Regions from separate parts of the Homo sapiens genome. Here region 2 is linked to region 1. The links are chromatin loops, found by intact Hi-C in ENCODE. Cell type or tissue: mammary epithelial cell. All regions are shown on one strand. Each heading gives the region's core, and the rest is flanking DNA. Links, peaks and the distances in the headings are about the cores only. Region 1 has its middle 53 kb from the start of SYNE2. Region 2 overlaps SYNE2 (spectrin repeat containing nuclear envelope protein 2).

Evidence for each region. Peaks named below come from ENCODE experiments on the same cell type or tissue, not always from the same donor. Only the 100,000 strongest peaks of a DNase experiment are listed, where the experiment ranks them.
Region 2: a loop joins it to region 1, with 14 times the contacts of the local background. A loop is called at or near these places in 29 of 110 quality-filtered maps.

Annotation. Positions count from the first base shown.
Region 1 is chr14:63,798,243-63,801,062 of GRCh38, reverse strand. It overlaps a transcript of SYNE2 not described here. Among named protein-coding and RNA genes, the nearest start is that of SYNE2, 53 kb to the left of the region's middle. In mammary epithelial cell, for the core only: a CTCF peak has its summit at 1,273 (motif pointing left); no DNase peak of the experiment used is centred there.
Region 2 is chr14:63,993,126-63,995,945 of GRCh38, reverse strand. It overlaps SYNE2 (spectrin repeat containing nuclear envelope protein 2), which reads right to left. Exons shown (of 116, transcript NM_182914.3): 22 at 1,977-2,111; 23 at 744-902. Among named protein-coding and RNA genes, the nearest start is that of MIR548H1, 100 kb to the left of the region's middle. In mammary epithelial cell, for the core only: a CTCF peak has its summit at 1,712 (motif pointing right); no DNase peak of the experiment used is centred there; H3K27ac peaks cover 270 bases.

The DNA of each region.
Region 1 (2,820 bases), core at 92-2,591:
TTAATAAATACAACAGGGAAAGAAAAAGAATATGCTTACTTATCTTCATAATTCCTTGAATAGAGAAATGTTTAACATTATCATTTATTTTATTTTTTAACTTTTTAGGTTTGGGGGTCCCTGTGAAGGTTTGTTACATAGGTAAACTCATGTCACAGGGGTTTGTTGTACAGATTGTTTCATCACTCGGGTATTAAGCCCAGTACCCAATGCTTATCTTTTCTGCTCCTCTCCCTCCTCCCAGATTCCACCCTCAAGTAGATCACAGTGTCTGCTTCCTTCTTTGTGTTCATAAGTTCTCATCATTTAGCTCCCACTTACAAGTGAGAAAATGTGGTATTTGGTTTTCTGTTCCTGCATTAGTTTGCTAGGAATAATGGCCTCCAGCTCCATCCATGTTCCCACAAAATACATGATCTTTTTCTTTTTTATGGCTACAAAACATTCTAGTTTTTGAACTGAAGTATTATTATGGCTGGGTGCGGTGGCTCATGCCTATAATCCCAGCACTTTCAGAGGCCAAGGCAGGCGGATCAGTTGAGGTCAGGAGTTTTGAGACTAGCCTGGCAGACATGGTGAAACCTAGTCTCTACTAAAATACAAAATTAGAGAGAAACCCCATCTGTACTAAAAATACAAAAGATCCCAGCTCTTTGGGAGGCTCACACCTGTGATCCCACCACTTTGGGTGGCAGATGCCTGTAATTCCAGCTACTCAGGAGGCTGAGGCTGAAGAATCACTTGAACGTGGGAGGCAGAGGTTGCAGTGAGCTGGAGCACCACTGTACTCCAGCCTGGGCAACAGAAGGAGACTCCGTCTCAAAAAAAAAACCAAAAAACCTATTATTATACTTTCTGTAAGAAAATCAGAGACTAATTGCCTTTCATCCTCAGAAGAAAGCTTGTTCTAGGATGGAAACATAACACAGGTCACAGAGTTAAAGGGCTCACCAAAAGAACCTCAAATGAACAGGCTAACAGGAAAATTAAGAGTTTTTGTTTGTTTGTTTTTTAACTAGAGTTCTTATTTTAAAAGTGTCATTCTCTAGGAGACTTTGGATGCGTCTAGATCTTCTTGCCAAATCTTCAATTCTGTACAACAAATTCCTTCCTGATGTCCCGTTGAAGGAAATTATCTGAGGATAAGATCAGTCTGGATCATCTGGCAGTATCTTCTATTAGAGCGAAAGAAAGATGCCATCCCAGGGCTAAAAGAATTTAACTTTCATATTATAAAAGTGAAAGTTCATTTTTCAAGTGCGACACTGACATCTACTGGAAGAAATACTTGAGTAATTTACCAAATAAACGAAACATTTTTGTTTTTGTCAATTAGAAAAACAAAAAGTCTTTTTTGTTTGTTTGTTTTTGAGACAGAGTCTCTCTCTGTCGCCCAGGCTGGAGTGCAGTGGCTCACTGCCAGCTCTGCCTCCCAGGTTCACGCCATTCTCCTGCCTCAACCTCCAGAGTAGCTGGGACTACAGGCGCCCGCCACCACGCCCGGCTAAATTTTTTTGTTTTGTTTTGTTTTTTTAGTAGAGACGGGGTTTCACTGTGTTGCCCAGGATGGTCTCGATCTGACCTCGTGATCCACTTGCCTCAGCCTCCCAAAGTGCTGGGATTATAGGCATGAGCCACCGCGCCCGGCCAAAAAAAAAAAAAAAAAAGTTTTAAAACATTTATTGGCAGGGTGCTGTGGCTCATGCCTGTAATCCCAGCACTTTGAGAGACTTAGGCGGGCAGATCACTTGAGGTCAGGAGTTCAAGATCAGCCTGGCCAACATGGCAAAACCCCGTCTCTACTAAAAATACGAAAATTAGCCAGGCATGGTGGTGCATGCCTGTAATCCCAGCTACTTGGGAGGCTGAGACAGAAGAATTGCTTGAACCCGGGAGGTGGAGGTTGCAGTGAGCAGAGATTGCGCCACTGCACTCCAGGCTGGATGACAGAGCGAAAGTCTGTCTCATAAAAACAAAACAAAACAAAGCACATTTGTCCTTTAAGTGTTTGTTTCCTAAATACAGGTCAGTGCCATTGATAGAAAAGGTTTCCAGCATCTATATTTAGAAAATGTTCTTGGTGACTTGTGTGAGCAGGACCCTGGGACCCATGAAGAGTTGTTCAGCAGGATATCGGGTCATCTCTGGCATCCACAGAACCCATTTGGACAAGCGAACAAGGCCTGTTCCTACCCACCTTTTTTCCCTCCATTAGAACTCTCATGAATTGTTTTGACAGTAGCCATACAGATGGGTGTTGCTCTAATCATACCTCTTAAACATGCTTGGAGATAATAGTGAAATAATATCTCTTAGACCCCAGGGTAGAGTCCAGAAAATAGGAGAAGGAGATTAAAGTAAGGTTTTCAGGCCAGGCGTGGTGGCTCATGCCTGTAATCTCAGCACTTTGGGAGACCAAGGCAGGTGGATCACTTGAGGTCAGGAGTTTGAGACTAGGCTGGCCAACATGGTGAAACCCCGTGTCTACTAAAAATACAAAAATTAGCTGGGTATGGTGGTACATGCCTGTAGTACTAGCTACTCGAGAGGCTGAGGCAGGAGGGTTGCTTGAGCCTAGGAGGCGGAGGTTGTAGTGAGCCGAGACCATACCACTGCATTCCAGCCTGGGAGACAGGAGAGAAATACTGTCTCAAAAAAAAAAAAGAAAAAAAAAAAAACAAGTTAAGGTTTCTAGATAAGACGTATGCAAGAAAGCTAGATGCAGAGGGTCACACCTGTAATTCTTGCACTTTGGGAGGACAGGGTGGGAAGATTGTTTGAGTTTAGGAGTTTGAGACGATCCTGGGCAACATAGTGAGA
Region 2 (2,820 bases), core at 161-2,660, 190 kb before region 1:
TAAAATCGCCTAAGGGAAGCACGGAATTAGCCAAAAGTGGAGGTGGAGACCCCTTCTTCAAAAGCAAAACATTAATAGAATAAAAAGGAATATTTGTGAAGACACTAAAAAGTACTCACTGCAAATTATATATCGCTATATATTTACATATCTACATCTATATCTGTTTATATATATCTAGATAGATAGATAGATAGATAGATAGATAGATAGATGGATAGATATAGAATTATATAAAGCAAGAGAGACTGACAGTGGGAGAGCCACAACAGTAGAAACTTAAAAAGAAATGAAAAAAGGGTCAGGAATGTCAAATACATAAAAGCAATCAAATAGGATAGAGACCAAAAAAAGATCATGAGATTTGCCCCAGCTGCTTTGTACCCTGATTTGCTCGTTTTCTCAAAAGCTGTGCTTCTGAGGACACTGTGTCCTGACAAAAGCCAACTGTGGGTACTTTAGTAACAGTTGACACATTTGTGACCAGAGTCTGAGGACAGGGGCCACTGAGACACATCAAGGGAAATCATAAAATATTAACTCAGTGCCGAATTTTCTCACTTCTAAAAAGTAAGAAGTACAGGCTCTGCTGCGAGTGTGAAGCAAAGAAGTGATCATCCCCGGGGAGAGGAGGGCTAGGGTAATTTTCAGAACAGTTTTCATCCTAGGCTAAAGATACACACAACCATTTAAGATAAACCCCAAAATGATGACAAAATTTAAGTGGAAACACTTTATTGTACCTCATGTTCTTTGATGAGACCCTTGGTCCTTCCTCTACGGATAAGTTTCTTTTCTTTATTTATTTGCTTTTCAAGTTTTAAAATATTGTCACTAAGCTTTCCTTTTTCAATATCTATTTTTAGTTGTTGAACATATAAAGACAGTTCATGATGAAGAGACTACAAAAAAAATCAAAGGAATATATTAACCATGAGAACAAAATATACAAAAAAGTATTTATAGTAACAATAAATATATGTGTAGTGACAAAAGGACAGAAACAAAGCTTAAGTGCCATTCTGATTCATCCATGTATTTTGGGGGGAGATGTTTTAAAACATCCCAGGCTCATAAACATGGTTTTTTTTTCTAACAAATAAAAATGTATTTTAGCTGTGAAAGGCACTGTTAAGAAAATGAAAAGACAAGCTACAGACTGAGGGAAACTATGCAAAACAGATAACTGAGCCCAAGGAGACATAAGTAAATGTAATGTATATCCTGGATAAGATTCTGGAACAGACAGAAAGAACATCTGAGGAAAACTGTGAAAAGGTAAATAAAGTGCAAACTTTAGTTAATACTAATGTATCACTCTGTCAGGGTAAACTGCTAGAAAAAATAATGTATTAACATTGACCCAGTAATCGTATCAACGATACTATACTAAGGTAAGATGCTGATAACAGAGGAATCTGGGCGTGGGGTACACTGGAACTCTCTGCACCATCTTTACAGTAATTCCGTAAATCTAAAACTATTCTAAAGTAATAAAGTTTATTTTAAAATGAGTTTTAGGAGGATCCTTAACAGTACATATTCAATCCACTTACATAGACATAGATATATAGACACACACATTTTAATTATCACATTAATTACACATTTCAATATTATCATTTAATATTAATTGCCATTAATTACCAGAACATAATCTCAGTGGTAGATGCTTTCTATAAATCCTTGCATCAATTCTGCCCAGTAGGTGGTGTTACCCCATTTTTATCAGGGAGGCTCCTAAAAGTTAAGTACCTTGCCCAGGGTCATAGCTGCTGAATCCAGGTTTGTCTGCCACCAAAGCCTAGACCTATTCCGCTATGAAACTCTGTATGAACCCTGGGACTTCAGCCTGCAGGGACCAGCCCACTGGTGATACAACGTAGACAGGAAAACCCCAGGAATGGCTCTGACAACCAACAGCCCAGGATCAGACATATAAAAACGTAAGTTCAGAAACATATGCATGTTCTTACCTCCCATTTGGCACAGACATCTCTACTCTTTTCTTCTAAAGACATCTTTATGTCCTCAGTTACATTATTTTTTAGTTCTTCAACAGCTTTCAAATACTTGGCCAGACTTTTTGTATTAGAAATTATTAGTGCTTCCTAAAAAAAAAAAAAATTGCAAACAAAATCATAAAAGCCTCATTCTACTGCCAAATCCTCAAAATCCTCTAAGCTAATTTTGGTATGTCTTTAACTGGTAAAGTGGGAAGGTGCTCTCTGAAGAATATCTGAAGATTTATAGGAGACTTCTCTTTGTAAATCGAGGTTGCTAGCCCTTTGAAATCTCTTAAATTCTTTTCAAAAGAGTGCCAAAATATTTATTATTCAAATGTAGTTACACATAAGGCCCAGATTAAGATACCTTTATGATATTCAAAATGATTTTTGTTACCCCATTGATAAGTAATTATAAAGTTCACTGTACAGGGTTAATGAGCCCCTGGCTAAGTTTCCTCTAAAGTTCTTAAGTATTGAGCAGACAACCATACTTCAGAAGCAATATAATATGAAGAGTATATCACAGTTTTGTTTCGTTTTGTTTTTTGTTTTGAGATAGGATCGCGATCTGTCACCTAGGCTGAAGTGCAGTGGCACAATCACAATTCACTGAAACCTCAAACTCCTGGGATCAAGCAAGCCTCCCACCTCAACCTCCCAAAATGCTGGGATTATAGGTGTGAGCCACATGCCTGGCCAAGACAAAATTTATAGAAAGGTTAACTATCGTGCATAAGCAGTTATGCTGAAAGGAGGCCAATTTGTTTCACCATCAACTTCAAAGTTTTGCCCAGGGCCACTCATGTTGGCA